Linked DNA regions of Homo sapiens: region 1 is linked to region 2. Evidence: read pairs that join two places in POLR2A ChIA-PET (ENCODE). Cell type or tissue: GM12878. All regions are shown on one strand.

Evidence for each region. Peaks named below come from ENCODE experiments on the same cell type or tissue, not always from the same donor. Only the 100,000 strongest peaks of a DNase experiment are listed, where the experiment ranks them.
Region 1: POLR2A ChIA-PET joins it to region 2 with 6 read pairs; 2 of 35 experiments call an interaction of 5 or more read pairs at or near these places.

Annotation. Positions count from the first base shown.
Region 1 is chr1:31,740,781-31,748,780 of GRCh38, reverse strand. ADGRB2 (adhesion G protein-coupled receptor B2) reads left to right here. Exons shown (of 33, transcript NM_001364857.2): 5 at 4,050-4,133; 6 at 4,424-4,588; 7 at 5,779-5,943; 8 at 6,564-6,728; 9 at 6,814-6,981; 10 at 7,056-7,157; 11 at 7,302-7,408. Among named protein-coding and RNA genes, the nearest start is that of MIR4254, 14 kb to the left of the region's middle. RefSeq lists an enhancer at 3,963-4,012. In GM12878, a CTCF peak has its summit at 2,961 (motif pointing right); a DNase peak (open chromatin) is centred at 4,070.
Region 2 is chr1:31,449,839-31,457,838 of GRCh38, reverse strand. The region is part of intron 1 of LOC124903900 (a long non-coding RNA gene); the gene reads left to right. LOC105378625 (a long non-coding RNA gene) reads right to left here. Exons shown (of 4, transcript XR_007065578.1): 4 at 7,190-8,000. Among named protein-coding and RNA genes, the nearest start is that of SERINC2, 41 kb to the right of the region's middle. RefSeq lists an enhancer at 3,367-4,566. In GM12878, no CTCF peak of the experiment used is centred here; no DNase peak of the experiment used is centred here.

The DNA.
Region 1 (8,000 bases), 290 kb before region 2:
TTATCAGGTGGTCAAGTGGGGAAGTGTGTCCCAGGCAGCACATCTGTTTGTGCCCATGACTGGCAGCCCGACGGGAAAGCTGATAGATTGCAGGACTGCAGGCCTTGGGGCACCTGGCCCACAAGCCGCTGAGCTCACTGGGTGGAACACTCAGGAGTTCTTGGGGGTACTCACGTCCCTTCTGGGGGCCCCTCCTTGTCCTCTTGGACCCTGCCTGGCTCAGCTTCCTCTTGGATTGCCCTGTTTTGGCCTCAGGGCTGGCTGGGGCCTGCACACAGTGTGTGCTGACTAAGTGTTTGTTTCAGTAAATGACACCTCTGCTCTTATCTGTCTTCTTCCCCCTCCAGGGAGAACCAGCCTTCCCCTGTGTGGGAATGAATTGCTGGCCTCTCCTCTCCTCTGAGTGGGATGGGTGGGAATGGAGGGGCAGGCAGGCAGTGTAGGGCCTGGCTGTGTGGCCTTGGGCTTGTACCTTCCCCTCTCTGGCCCAGCTCAGGAGGCCGGAAAAGGGATCCAAAAACTGAACCTCGGACATGTTCTGATTTTCAAATAGGGTGAATTCTGGAAACCACTGACCCCAACCCACTCCCGCTTCGCCCTGCCCCTCCTGTTACATTGTGGGGCTGGCCAGCAGATGGTCTGTGAGTGGTTAGAAGAGGAGCAGGGACCACAGGAAACAGTGTGAGACCCCGACAAGCAGGTCAGGCTGGTCTCTCACGTGTCCGCATTTGGTGGGCACTGGATGCCAGACTGGTAGATGCCCCAGACACGACGATGGGCAGGAAGCCCACACAGGAGCTGGATGGGAGGACTCTCAGCTGGATTTGCACCTCCAAAGTGTTTGTGAATAAATAGGGGCCAGGAGCTCTGTCTTTGAGCCTGTCTTAGTGGTCCCTTTGGTGCAGGCTGGCATATCAAATCTGAATGCTGGTGCTGTGGGACGGAGCTGATACTTTGCATGGGGAGTCAAGATTACAAATGACCATTCCTCGTGAGCCCCATTGTGGGGGAAGCTGGGAACAATGTATTCATTGGTGCTTATTTCTTGGTATTTCGCTGGGCTGAGTTTTGTGCTGGCATTCCCTGGGGGTCAAGGAGAGGACTCACAGCCTTCCCTCAACGGGCTTATGGTAGAGAGTTGGGGGTATTTCTGACAGTCAGAAGATGGACCCATCTGTGATGAAAGGGCACATAGAAGAGGGGGTGGCCAACTCTGCCTGGGGAGTTGACAATATGGAAGTTTCCATAGATGAGAGGTCATTTGAGGTGGGTTTTGAAGGTCAAGTAGGAGTTTTCTAGGCAAAGAGGGTGGGGAAACAAGCAAGTAGAGATTTGAGAGTAGATGGTGGGCTTCTTGGACATGCTGAATTTGATGGTCAGGAGAACTGCTCAGGAGGCAGGAGGATATCCAGGAATGGAGCACAGGAGAGGCAGGGCCTGGGGATGATGATTTGGGAGCATTGGTTCAGAGGGGGTTAATTAAGCCTGGTGGGGAGCACGTGCAGTGAAAACAGGACAAAGCATGGACTCCTGATATGGGAAACAGCAGGAAAATAGACCCCTCAAGGAGATGGGGACAGAGTAGCTAGAGAGGTGGGAAACCAGGAGAGTGCTTCAAGGGAGGACGAGTCAGCAGGACCAAATGCTGCTGAGGGGTCAAGTGAGACCAGGTCTGCAAAGTATCCACAGGATTTAGCAACAAGGAGGACACTGATGACTTTATCAAGAGCACGTTCAGCAGAGAGATGTGGGCAGAAGCCAGACTGCAGTGGATTAACAGGGGAGGTGATATTTGAGCCAGGAAGTGAGTGTCAGGTGAAAAACCAGAGTGCTGGCTGCAGAGCAGTCACTGACGGAGGAGGGAAACAGAGGGTCAGAGGAGGGCCTCTCCGAGAGCGAAGGAGGCCTGGATCTGTTCCTGGGCTGCCGCAAGGGGAGAATGCTGACAGGGTGCCGATGAGAAGGGATAATGGGTGGAGCCCTCCTGAGAAGGCTGGAGGAGGGGGATGCAGGCCCAGGCCACGGGGCTGGCCTTTGTGGGGAGAAGGGCTGCAGGGAAGTTGGTAGTTGGAGAGGCTGGGCAAGAAGCTGGGGGCTCCCGATGTTGAGGTCATCGCTGAGAGAGTGGGCAGAGATGAGCTTGAGGAGAGAGGACAAGGTGCAGTATGGCCACAGCGGGGAATGAGGAAGGAACAGAGCCAAGAAGGGCCACTGAGAAGTCCCGGGCGCCCAGCGGATGTGGAGCCCCTGAAGCTGTCATGGTGCCAGTTGGCACAGCCATAGATTTCTTCAGCAGCCTGGGGGTGGGCGTGGAGAGGGTAGCTTGTCACAAGGCTCCAGGGCTGGGGGAGGGGATCGAGGAGCTGGCACGCCTGGCCCTGCCACCTCCTCTGTGGTCCCAAGAGAGGCAGGGGCCAAGTGGAACTGCAGATGCTATTCAGAGGGAGTAGGCTCGGGTGGCACATGAGGGGCTGGAAGGGGTGGAGGCTGTGAAGAGAAGGGAGATGATAAAAATAAACGAGAATGACTGTCTTCTGAGCACTTGCCGTGTGCCAAGCAGGGTGCTGAGGGTTTCAAGGCCCTCCTGGCAGGGGGTCCTCACGTGAGTCCTGGGGGCGGAGTATAATGAATGTTGTTCTCCAGAGGATAAAGCAGGGTCAGAGAGGTGAAGAGACATGCCCGAGGCCACACAGCTGGTCAATGTCCACACCCCATTTGGGATCCAGGGTTAATTCACTCCAAAGCTCTTCTGGGAGTCCAGGTTTCAGAGATGGAGAAATTTCAGGGATCATGTGGATCAGGCCCTGGGGCTGGTGACTGACGTGGAGGGAAAGGCCCCAGAGTGGATGAGACCAGAGGCTGGGCTGGGTGGCAGTTCTGAGCCCCCAGCAGCAGATTTGCTCAGGGTGGCTGCTCCTCATGCTTGGTGAGAAAGAGCTTCCTCTCAGCTGCAGAGCCCGGGCTGGGCAGCAGGGGGCAGGAAGAGGCAGCCCTGGTGGGTCCCTTCACACTCAGCGTGCCTGTCCAGTACTGCTGGCTTTTAGAGATAGGAAGGAGCCTGGAGGTGGGGGAGAGGAGCACCTAATAGTCTGGGGATAGCATGGGGTGAGCCCATCCTCAAAGGCTCTTCCAGTCCCACCTGCTCATGCAGAGGCTGCTGGGCCTTTCCCTTCTGTGCCCATGTCTGCCCCTCCCTGACACCCCATTGTGGGAGAGGGCCCTGATGAGCTCATGTCTGTGCAGGAGGGCCAGGCTTTGGAGAATGGAAGCCACCAGGGCTGGTAGTGCTTCCAAGGCCTAGCCCAGACACATAAATCAGGGCAGCTGAGAGCCTGGTGGGGCCAGGGTCAAGGTAGCCTGGCCTCCTCGAGCACCTGCTGTTCTCCTGGCCTCAGGGCCAGCAGGAGAAAGGTCTGTTGGATGTGGGCACTTGTCCTAGGCCCCTTGGGTCTCAGAGGAGTGGCATTCTGACCTGTGCCTCCAGGTCACAGTCCAGTGCTGCTTGGGGAGCATGAACTGTATCTCAGAGATAGGCTCGGGGCCAGGGTTGCAGCAGCTCAGCTTGGATGTTTTTTCAGCCCCTAGGAGTCAGTACAATGGAGGAGCAAATGCAGCTGTGTGCTCTTGGACAAGGCACTTCCCCTGTCTAGCCCTCAGTTTCCTCATCTGTAAACAGAGATGATGGTTCTTCTTTCCAGTGAGAGGACTAAAGGAGAGGGTTATGGGCCGCACTTGGCACAGAAGCATTCCCAGAGCTCTTTCATATGGGCAGCCATGCCCCTTAAATCTCCCCCACATCTGGCTGAGGCAAGAGGTGGAAAAGATGACTGTGAGGTCAGGGCCTAGTCCTGTGTAGCCTTCTGAACCTCAGTTTCCTTGTCTGTGAAATAGTGGTGGTGGGGCAGAGGGCAGAATGTGATCCTGAGAGAGCATCATGCAGTTGGTTCCAGGCCCTCAGGCGGAGGGCAAGGAAGGCTGCCTTCACTGTGCCACTGTAACAGAACCTAGCTGGCCTTTGCTGAGCCCCTGCCACCACCTCCGTGTTCCAGGTGAGGAGCCGGAAGAGGAACCGAAAGTGAAAACCCAGTGGCCGAGGTCTGCAGATGAGCCTGGGCTATACATGGCGCAGACAGGTAACTCGGGCCCGCCTCCCTTCCTCTGCGGCGGGGGCCCGACTGTGTGCGTCTGGTGGTGTGTGTGCTTGGTGTGTGCCTGTCTGTCTCTGTCCTGCAGTTCAGTCGCGTCTGTGCCACATGAAGCTTGTGGGAAGGGCTGGGTGGCCTCCTGAAGAGCCTGTTACTTGGGGTCAGGGTAGGAGGAGCCCTCTGATGCCTGCCCCCACCTTACTGCCACTCCCCCTATCCCTATGAGACTGAGTGCTTGGGAGGTGCCCCCTGCCGCCGACGCTGTCCCTCTCTCGTAGGCGACCCGGCGGCTGAGGAGTGGTCCCCGTGGAGCGTGTGTTCCCTGACGTGTGGGCAGGGTCTGCAGGTGCGGACCCGCTCCTGTGTGTCCTCCCCCTATGGGACCCTGTGCAGCGGGCCCCTGCGGGAGACCAGGCCCTGCAACAATTCAGCCACCTGCCCAGGTAGGCCCATCCTCCTCCCCACCCCACCTGCCTGCAGGGTTAGGTCCTGCCTGGGACTTGGGCAGATTAATCTCCAAAATGGTTGGTTGCCTCCTCCTTTCATTCAACAAATGTGGCTGTTCCCCACACCATGCCCAACTCTGCGTACCATGCCAGCCCGGTGCAGGGCACTGGGGGCACAGATGGATCAGACCAGGGCCCATGCTACTGGGCCCGGTTCTGGGCACATCATTCCCCCAGTGCCTGCATCCTGGTAACCAAGGCTCGTGTTTTTACCCACTCCGCTCTGGCCATATCAGTAGCTTGCGCACTTTCCCACCTCCCTGCATTTGCTGATTCTTGTCCTATCCTTTCTCCCTGACCTTGGCTATTCAAATTCAGCCTGTCTTTCAAGATCTAAGACAAACGCCACTTCCCTGACCTTCCCCTCCTTCCTTTGGACACCCCCTCTCAAGGGAGCCTCCCCTAAGCCTCCCTCAGTTGAGTGTGTAGTTGTTAAGGAAATGCATGTGCTTGCTTGAGACGGCAAGGGCAGGGTAGCCTCAGCCAGTCCTGCTCCTTGCTCCCTGAGTGGGTGAAGTGAGGCCTAGGCCATGCCAGTGGTGCTGTGGATTTAGAGCAGGGCCTACCTGGGAAGGGCTCTTGGTACCTGGGGGTATGGCAGGAGTTTGCAAAGGCCTGGGGCAAAGCTGTGTTCCAGCGTGTGAGCTCGGTGTGTCGGTGTCCATGTAGAGGTTCATGTTTATTTGTGTGTCTGTGCGCTTGGGGCTGGGAAGGGCGCTTCTCTTGCCCCCGGACTGCTGTGTTGTATTCAGGCTCTGGGTCTAGGGGTGGGTGGGATGGGGAGGGGTGGAATGGCGTGGGTCCTGGGTCCTTTCCTGAATTTTCCTGTGCCCTCAGGAGAGGAGGACCCCTGGTTCCCCTCCTGTTGGTCCTGGCCCCCTTGTCCAGGCGTCCACAGGGGCTGTCCTATGTGAATTAGGACCGGAAGCCTGTGTCTTGCACATCCCTTCAAAGGGTCGCGCCTTGGTGGGGCCCTGGGAGATCCCCCTGGCAACAGATCCCGGGGCAGAGCCAATGAGGAGCAGCCGCAGAGCTGCGGAGCTCCTGATTGGTGGGCGGATGGGCAGGCGCCGGTGGTGGGCGGGGCCATGGTGCCGCCCAGCCACCGGCCACGTGCTTCCTTGCAGTGCACGGCGTGTGGGAGGAGTGGGGGTCCTGGAGCCTGTGCTCCCGCAGCTGCGGGCGGGGGTCCCGGAGCCGGATGCGGACCTGCGTGCCCCCCCAGCACGGCGGCAAGGCCTGCGAGGGTCCTGAGCTGCAGACTAAGCTCTGCAGTATGGCTGCCTGCCCGGGTCAGTAGCACCCGTGGGCTTCCATGAGGGCGCTGCCCAGCCCGGTGGGGGGTCGGGAGACCTGGGGAGGCAGTCAGGTCCAGTGACCTGCCCCTGGGGGCCCCTTAAACTTTGACCAAGCATGGGGAGACTGGAGAAGTATGCCTGCCTGTGTGCGAGGTGACCCCCTAGCCCTGACTTGACCCCTAGCCCTGACATGAGTTAGTACCCTGTGACGCCATCAAGAGGGGACAGCTCTTTCTCCAAGCCCTGGGCTGCCCTTGCATTTTGGTGCATGGCCAGCTGGACTGTGAGAGGACACAAAGCTGGGCTGAAGTGCTGGCAAAGATCAGAAGACACCCCTGCAGCCCCTTCCCTTAGCCAGAAGTGAGTTGTGCCTTGTGCTAAGAGGAGAGGTGTCCTGTATTTCTGGAGCTGGTGGCAGGCAGGCAGCATGAGGCCCAGGCACCACCTGCTCACTCCAGCCTTCCTCATAACCCCCTCCCCTCCCCACTCCAGTGGGTCTGGCCTGGCTCAAATCTGAATGCCTAGCAGGCTCTGGGTCTTCCTGTGGTTCTCCACACCACCAGCCCTCACACATCCTGCTCAACAGCCACCCCTGCTTGTGTCTCCCCATGCAGTGGAAGGCCAGTGGTTAGAATGGGGTCCCTGGGGCCCATGCTCCACGTCCTGTGCCAATGGGACCCAACAGCGCAGCCGGAAGTGCAGCGTGGCGGGCCCAGCCTGGGCCACATGCACGGGTGCCCTCACTGACACCCGGGAGTGCAGCAACCTCGAGTGCCCGGGTGAGTGCTTGGCACAGTGGTGGCAAGTTGCAGCTCTGACCATGGGGGTACCTGGGCCCACTCATATGCCTCACCTCTCCCACAGCCACTGATAGCAAGTGGGGGCCATGGAATGCGTGGAGCCTGTGCTCTAAGACGTGTGACACAGGCTGGCAGCGCCGCTTCCGCATGTGCCAGGCCACGGGCACGCAGGGCTACCCCTGCGAGGGCACCGGAGAGGAGGTGAAGCCTTGTAGTGAGAAGAGGTGTCCAGGTACTGCCCTAATGACCCTGGGGGCTGGGGGCCCCATGTGTGGACCCAGCTGAACCTTACCCCTGCACCCACAGCCTTCCATGAGATGTGCAGGGATGAGTACGTGATGCTGATGACGTGGAAGAAGGCAGCTGCTGGCGAGATCATCTACAACAAGTGCCCCCCGAATGCCTCAGGTAAGGGGCAGGTGGCTTTCCCCACCACCACCACCCCTGCCATTCTCATTGCCCCCTTCTGCGCCCCCAGCCTCTCTGAGATACGGAGGAGTGTGGGTGAGAGCTCGGCCCCCATGCCCAGACCTCTGTCCTATTGCCCTGCAGGGTCTGCCAGCCGCCGCTGTCTCCTCAGTGCCCAAGGCGTGGCGTACTGGGGGCTGCCCAGCTTTGCTCGCTGCATCTCCCATGAGTACCGCTACCTGTATCTGTCAGTGAGTGCACCCTGCTGGGCTGGGGCACAGCAGAATCTGTCTCAGACTCTGCTAGGGGGTGGAGGGAGCGTGATTCTCGCTCGTTCCCACGTGCCTTGGCATATGCTGTGCCCACTTCTGCCTGGCTGTGCCTCTCCTTGTCTGGCAAGCTCCTACTCATACCTCAAGGCCTGACTCTCAAGTGTCTTCTTTTATCCCTGGTGCCTACCTCTGCGCTCCTGCAGAATGAGCTCCTCAGTCATTAGGTGCTCATCCAAGTGTCTGTGTGTGCTGCTAGACTGGGGCCTCCTTGAATTTATTTTTGTGTCCCCAGCATCCAGCCCAGGGCCAGTCATGGGGTAAGAGTAGCATCAGTGAATGTGTGTACATGTTTGACTGTAATTGGGTATTAATTGTGTGAATGCATTTAGAGCTTGTGTTGAGAGAGAGTGAGAGAGAGAAAGACAGTGTGTGTGTGTGTGTGTGTGTGTGTGTGTGCGCGCGCGCCCACACACATGCTCATTACACTCCAGAATGTACATGACCCCTTTGGGATGGGGAGGTACCCTGTTCCCATACTGTGCTTATATCTTTTATATGTACATCTGAACAC
Region 2 (8,000 bases):
TCATCTCTGACATTTAAAAAAGGAGAATTTATATAAAAAGAATCTTATATGGTAAATTCTTGTCCTAAAATAAATTAACTGGTTGTTTAAAGAAAGGGATGTTTGCAACAAGTCAGAAAGTTGAGGCATGTTGAAGATTATCTGTGAAAGTTGTGAAAAATGTTATAAAGGGGAATTTATGCAAGAAATGTTGTATAATTTAAAAGTAATTAGGCCTCCTGAATGTAAAACTATTGAAGAAACAGTTTATATGCAAGGTGTGTAAGGAAAGTAAAATATACTTTTGGTAAAAGGAGTATAAGAAAGTATAATAATGTGGATTTTTACCTACATTAAAAGGTTAAAAAAATGTGTTTTGAAGGTTTAAGCAAGCTTTGAAACGTTAATTGTAAAGGAAATTCTGTGTGTAAACATATTGGCTAAAGTTAAGGGGGTATCATCCAGTTTTTCTGCGAACTGGACATTAAAAAAAAGCACAACAGGTTTTTCTTAAAGCACTAAACTGCTCTTTAACAAAAATCATAAAGGGTTAAAAAGAGTAAAAATTTTACCTTATGGTCAGACATTAATATTGGATAAATAATGTCTACAAGATTTTATTAAAATTGAGCTTAACATTAATAGCACACTAATATAAAGGTAAAATTTAGCTTATCTGGTATAAAATCATACAGGAAGCATTGTCAAATATAAAGTGGTGTTTGGCTTTCTTTGGTTTAAAAACGAACAAAAATGGTGCTAAAGAAAATTCAGAAGGAAAATGGATATTGCTAGACCAGAGAGAAATGTTATCCAAACCCCTTATGAGGGAAATCTTGTCCCAACTACATCAAGAGACCCACTGGGGGCCCCAAGCCATGTGTAACACAGTCCTCAGAGTTTATAAGTGCATAGAAATGTGTACCCCGGCCAAACAGGTTACAGACAATTGCTTAGTAAAAGATTACCACTTGGGGGAAGGAGTCCAGGCTTAAGCCCATTCCAAAGTATCCAAATCGATTACACAGAGAAGCCTCCAACTGGTCGTCTAAAGTATTTATTAGTAATAGTAGATCACCTTACTCATTGGGTAGAAGCTATTCCCTTTTCAAGTACAAATGCTAATAATATAATCAAGGCATTAGTTAAAAATATTATACCCAGGTTTAGATTAATAGAAAACAGTGATTCAGATAATAGGACTCATTTCACAGCACATGTCACTAAGAAATTAGCACAGATACTGGATATAACATGGGGATATCATACTCTCTGGCATCCACCTTCATCAGGGAAAGTAGGAAGGCATATTACCCTGTGAAGAGTCCGAACTGCTCCCCCAAAAGACAGGCCTGTCCCCTTATGAGATGCTCTATGGATTGCCTTATCTACATTCTACTACTGATCTCTCTACATTTAAAACAAAAGAACAATTTCTCAGAAATTATATACTTGGTTTATCGTCTACTTTCCCTTCCCTCAGAACTAAAGGTCTTTTAGCACAGGTGCCACCCCTAGAGTTTCCAGCACACCAACATCAGCCTGGGGACCACGTCCCTGTCAAAAGTTAGAGAAAAGGAAAAATTAGAACCAGCCTGGGAAGGATCTTACCTAGCGCTCCTAACTACTGAAACTGCAGTCCGGACAGCAGAAAAAGGGTGGACCCCTCACACTCGAGTCAAGAAAGCGCCGCCCCCTCCACGGTCATGGACCATAGTCCCAGAGGAAAACCCTACCAAACTAAAGCTAAGAAAAATTTAACTCTCTTTCATCTATTCTATTACTTCTTTCCTCATTCTATTGCTGACCACCTAGTTATTAATGTAACCAAGCCAATTTTGCCTCAAAATATTACATTTGATGCTTGCTTTGTTATACGCTGTGGAGACTTGCCAAGTCAGAAGCAACTCTCTGCTTCAGAAAAGTATATTTATCCTCCCTAGCTCTCCTTAGACTGGAAATCTGTTAACTGGGATAGGTTAGTTTGAGAAGAGTTTGACGAAGATTCCAGTATAAACTGGGAATCTTGTCCTTCTACAGCAGAGCTTCTCTGCTGAAGTTGGTCCATATAAAATACTATATGGACCTATAAAATACTAAAGAGCGAGGATGGACTGCTCCAACTAGTACTTGCAGTTTCTTAAAACCATATGTTCATTTTACTAAAGGAGTTATCCCTCCACATTGTCAGCTGAACCAATGGAATCCAGTACAGATGACCATCGCTGCTCCCCAGAGTTCTTCCCCTCCATTAAGCCATTTCTATGGTATAGGGGCAGAAGTCTCAGGGAACAACCCCCATAGGATCCTTTGAAATGCGCTTCATTGCCGCCTCACCTCCTCCACCCCCTTCTCCCTCTCTTAAGTTCTCCGCTAACCAAACCTTCTCTTGTTATATACCCAATGATAAAACCAAAGTAGTTGTAGAGGTTAAAGATTTAAAACAAACTATAGCAATTGACACAGGGTATCAGGACACAAATGCTTGGCTTGAATGGATTAAATATTCTGTTCTCATGCTAAACAAAAGTGACTGTTAGACTTGTGTGACAGGCAGCCCAGAGACAGAGATTGTCCCCTTTCCACTTGGGTGGTCCTCTCACGGACCGGGCATGAGCTGTTATGGTAGCTCTCTTCCAAAACCCCACAGCCTGGGGTGATGAGTGATGGAAGACTCTTTCACTGCTGTTCCCTGAGGTTAAGAGCCCTGCGGGTCAGCCCCTGAGGTCCATCCAGCCTCCAGCCCCTGGTGTTTACTTCACCTCCTGCCTTTCATGGCAGAGGAAAAAGTTAGCATTCCTTGGAGACTTAACAGGGTGCAGTGAAACCAAGCCTTTTCAAGAGGTTACCCATCAGTCTGCCCTTGTTCATCCCCGAGCAGATGTGTAGTGGTATTGCAGGGGACTATTGCTGGGTACTCTGCCAAGTAATTAAAGCAGCACTCATGCTTTAGTCCAATTGGCCATCCCTTTCACCCTAGCATTCCGTCAACACGATTAAAAAAAAAAGAAAATCGTAAAAGAAGTGCTTCACATGGGTCCTTTGATTCCCATGTTTATATAAATGCTATTGGAGTTCCACCAGGAGTACCAGATAAATTTAAAGCCTGAAATCAAATAGCTGCAGGATGTAAGTCAATATTTTGGTGGGTAACAATTAATAAAAATGTAGATTGGATAAATTACATTTATTACAACCAACAGCAGTTTATTATAAACTACACTAGAGATGCTATTAAAGAAATAGCTGAGCAATTAGGGGCTACTAGCCAGATGGCTTGGGAAAATAGAATAGCCTTAGACATAATGTTAGCAGAAAAAGGAGGAGTTTGCATCATGATTAAAACTCAATGTTGTACCTTCATCCCAAACAATATTGCTCCTGATGGAAGTATAACAAAGGCATTGCAAGGTCTAATTGCTCTATCTAACGAGTTAGCCAAAAACTCAGGAGTAAATGACCGCTTCACCAGGTGGCTAGAAAAATGATTCAGTAAATGGAAAGGAATCATAGCCTCAATTCTTACTTCTCTTGCAGCCATAATAGGTATAGCCATTCTTTTCAGGTGTTGTGTCATACCATGCATCCATAGGCTGGTGCAGAGGCTCATAAAGGCAGCACTTACTAAAACCTCCTTTAATTCTCCTCCACCTTATTCAGAGAAGCTTTTTCTTTTAGAGAATCAAGCAGAACAACTAAGCCAAGACATGTTAAAGAAGTTTGAAGAGAAACAACTGTAAAATTTCAAGATGGGGGATTGTTAAAGATAGTGAACTCCAAGTTTCTTTTCAAAGAATCAGTATGTCAGTATGTTCAGCTCTCTTATTCTTTATTCTCCATTTTTAAGTCTAACTTCCTGGTTCTCTTGCCCTCCCCCCTTGCCTCTAGTTTCAGTAAACAACTTTCCTGCCAGTTCTAATCAGTAGTTCACATCTGTTCCCCTGGTCACCTGCTTTGACCCGAGTCACCCCTGGCCACCTGCTCCATCTTGAGTCACCCCTGTCACCTGCTCTGACCTGAATCATCCTGAGTCACCTGTTCTATAACTGCCCTTCCTGCCAAACTACTCACCCTGACACTCTGGCTCGTACCCCTGCTCTCTTTAAAATACCCCATCAGAATTAGCTTAGACTGTGCGGTCCAATCCTAGCCAATAGGGGAATGACACAACAGCAGGGGCTACCTGCATCAGGAATAAGAACCACTTCCCTTCCCTTGTTCAGGCATGCTTTCGCCATTACTCCATCCGCAAGTCGCACCCTTCTATAGAAGTAAAAATTGCCTTGCTGAGAAAATTAAATTTATGTTCAAGTGCATTTCTTTGCAGCATCGAGGAACAAGCATTTGTTACTAACACCCTGAACGACCAATAACAAGCAACAGGATTGAAATGGTAAGAAAAAGTTAGCTACAAAAAAAAGTCCAGGATCAGACAGATTCACAGATGAATTCTACCAGACTTTCAAAGAAAAATTGGTACCAATCCTGTTGACACTATTCCACAAGATAGAGAAAGAGGAAATCCTACCCAAATCATTCTATGAAGCCAGTATCACCCTAATACTAAAACCAGGGAAGGACATAACCAAAAAAGAAAACTACAGACGAATATCCCTGATGAACATAGATGCATAAATCCTTAACGAAATACTAGCTAACTGAATCCAACAACATATGAAAAAGATAATCCACCATGATCAAGTAGGTTTCATACCAGGGATGCAGGGATGGTTTAAAATATGCAAGTCAATAAATGTGATACACCACATAAACAGAATTTAAAACAAAAATCACATGATCATCTCAATAAATGCAGAAAAAGCATTTGACAAAATTCAATATCACTTTATGATTAAAACCCTCAGCAAAATCAGCGTACAAGACCCATACCTCAATGTAATAAAAGCCATCTATGACAAACCCACAGCCAACATAATACTGAATGGGGAAAAGTTTAAAGCGTTCCCTATGAGAACTGTAACAAGACAAAGATGCCCACTCTCACCACTTTTCTATTTAACATAGTACTGGAAGTGCTAACCAGAGCAATCAGACAAGAGAAAGAAATAAAGGGCATCCAAATTGGTAAAGAGGAAGTCAAACTGTCCCTGTTTCCTGATGATACGATCATATACCTAGAAAACCCTAAAGACTCCTCCAAAAAGCTAGATAAATGAATTCAGCAAAGTTTCAGGTTACAAAATCAATGTACACAAATCAGTAGCTCTCCTATACATCAACAGCGACTAAGCTGAGAATCGAATCAATAACTCAACCCCTTTTACAACAGCTGAAAAAAAACTCAGGAATATACCTAACCAAGGAGGTGAAAGACCTCTACAAGGAAAACTACAAAACACTACTGGAAGAAATCATAGATGACACAAACAAATGGAAAGACATTCCATGTTCATGGATGGGTAGAATCAATATTGTGAAAATGACCATACTGCCAAAAACAATCTACAAATTCAATGCAATTTCCAGCAAAATACCACCATCATTTTTTTTTTTTTTTTTTTTTTTTGAGACGGAGTCTCACTCTGTCACCCAGGCTGGAGTGCAGTGGTGCGATCTCGGCTCACTGCAAGCTCCGCCTCCTGGGTTCACGCCATTTTCCTGCCTCAGCCTCCCAAGTAGCTGGGACTACAGGTGCCCGCCACCACGCCCGGCTAATTTTTTTTTTATTTTTAGTAGAGACAGGGTTTCACTGTGTTAGCCAGGATGGTCTCAATCTCCTGACCTTGTGATCTGCCTGCCTCAGCCTCCCAAAGTGCTGGGATTACAGGTGTGAGCCACCACGCCCAGCCCATCATTCTTCACAGAACTAGATAAAATAATTTTAAAATTCATATGGAACCAAAATTCATTTATAGCCAAAGCAAGACTAAGCAAAAAGAACAAATCTGGAGGCATCACATTACTGGATTTTAAACTATTCTATAAGGTCATAGTCACTAAAACAGCATGGTAATGGTATAAAAATAGGCACTTAGACAATAGAACAGAATAGAGAACCCAGAAATAAACCCAAATACTTACAACCAACTGATCTTCAACAAAGCAAACAAAAGCAAAAAGTGAGGAAAGGACCCTCTATTCAACAAATGATGCTGGGATAATTGGCAAGCCACAGGTAGGAGAAAGAAACTGGATCCTTATCTCTCACCTTATACAAAAATCAACTCAAGATAGATCAAGGAGTTAAATCTAAAACCTGAAATTATGAATATTCTAGAAGATAACGTCAGAAAAAATCTTTGTAGACATTGGCTTAGGCAAGGATTTAATGACCAAGAACCCCAAAGCAAATGCTATAAAAACAATGATAAATAGGTTGGACTTAATTAAATGAAAGAGCTTTAGAACAGCAAGAGGAACAGTCAACAGAGTTAACAGACAACCCACAGAGTGAGAGAAAATCTTTACAATCTATACATCTGACAAAGGACTAATACCCAGAATCTACAACAAACTCAAACAAATTAGCAAGAAAAAAGCAAACAATCCCATCAAAAAGTGGGATAAGGACATGAATAGACAATTCTTAAAAGAAGATATGCAAATGGCCAACAAACATATGAAAAAATGCTCAAGAACACTAATGATCAGGGAAATGCAAATCAAAACCACAATGCAATACCACCTTACTTCTGCAAGAATGGCCATAATAAAAAAATAACAGTTGTTGGTGTGGATGCAGTGAAAAGTAAACACTTCTACATTGCTGATGGTAATGGAAACTAGTACAACCACTATAGAAAACAGTGTGGAGATTTCTTAAAGAACTGAAAGTAGAACTACCATTTGATCCAGCAATCCCACAACTGGGTATCTACCCAGAGGAAAAGAAATCATTCTATGAAACAGATAACTTGCACACGTATGTTTATAGCAGCACAGTTGCAAAAATGTGGAACCTACCCAAATGCCCACCAATCAATGAGTGGATAAAGAAACTGTGGTATATATATATGACGGAATACTACTCAGCCATATAGGAATGAATTAATGGCATTCACAGCAACCTGGATGGGATTGGAGACTATTATTCTAAGTGAAGTAACTCAGGAACGGAAAACCAAACATCGTGTGTTCTCACTCATAAGTGGGAGCTAAGCTGTGAGGATGCAAAGGCAGAAGAATGACACAAGGACTTTGGGGACTCAGTGGGAAAGTGTAGGAAGTGGGTGAGGGATAAAAGACTACAAATTAAATTCAGCGTATACTGCTCAGGTTACGTATGGGTGCACCAAAATCTCACAAATCACCACGAAAGAACTTGCTCATGTAACCAAATACTACCTGCTCCCCAAAAACCTATGGAAATGAAAAACTAAAAGAAAAAAAAAAGAAATACTTGTCAAAAAAATGAATGAGTGAATGAATGAACATGTATAATAGACACATTAGCTCTCCTGGGTAGCTTCCTCTGTAAGGAGGAACTGAAGCCTGATAAAACACTGGCATTTTGTAATAATGAATATTCTTTAAAGCCTCAGTTCCCTTGCCTATAAAAGAGAAAATTGTATAGTACGTACTTAACAGAATTATGTGAGGATTTAATGAGACATGTCACATAAAGAGCTTATCACAGTGTCTGAAACTTAGAAGTCACTCAACTAGTGGTAGTGATTATTATGAAGAATCATATGTGGTATGTGGTGTTTGTTATAAGTCTATAGGTTTAGTCATAAAGTCTTGCATTTGAAATTAAGAAGAGGAAAAATAAAGCCAACATCAGAGATGTCAGAACAGGGAGATGACAAGAAATCAGGCTCTTGGTGACACTGTCAAACAGCTTAATCAAGTCTCATCTGATGCCAGACCTACCTCTGACCTTCTTAGTCACACGAATCAATAAATTTTCTTTACTTTTTAAAGCACTTTGAATTGGGCTTTCTGTTGGCTATACTTCAAAGCGTCCTAAGTGATACACAAGGTCATGAGCCAAAACACATGTTTAATCAATCCATACAACAAACATTTAATCAGCACCTACACTATACCAAGTCATTAGA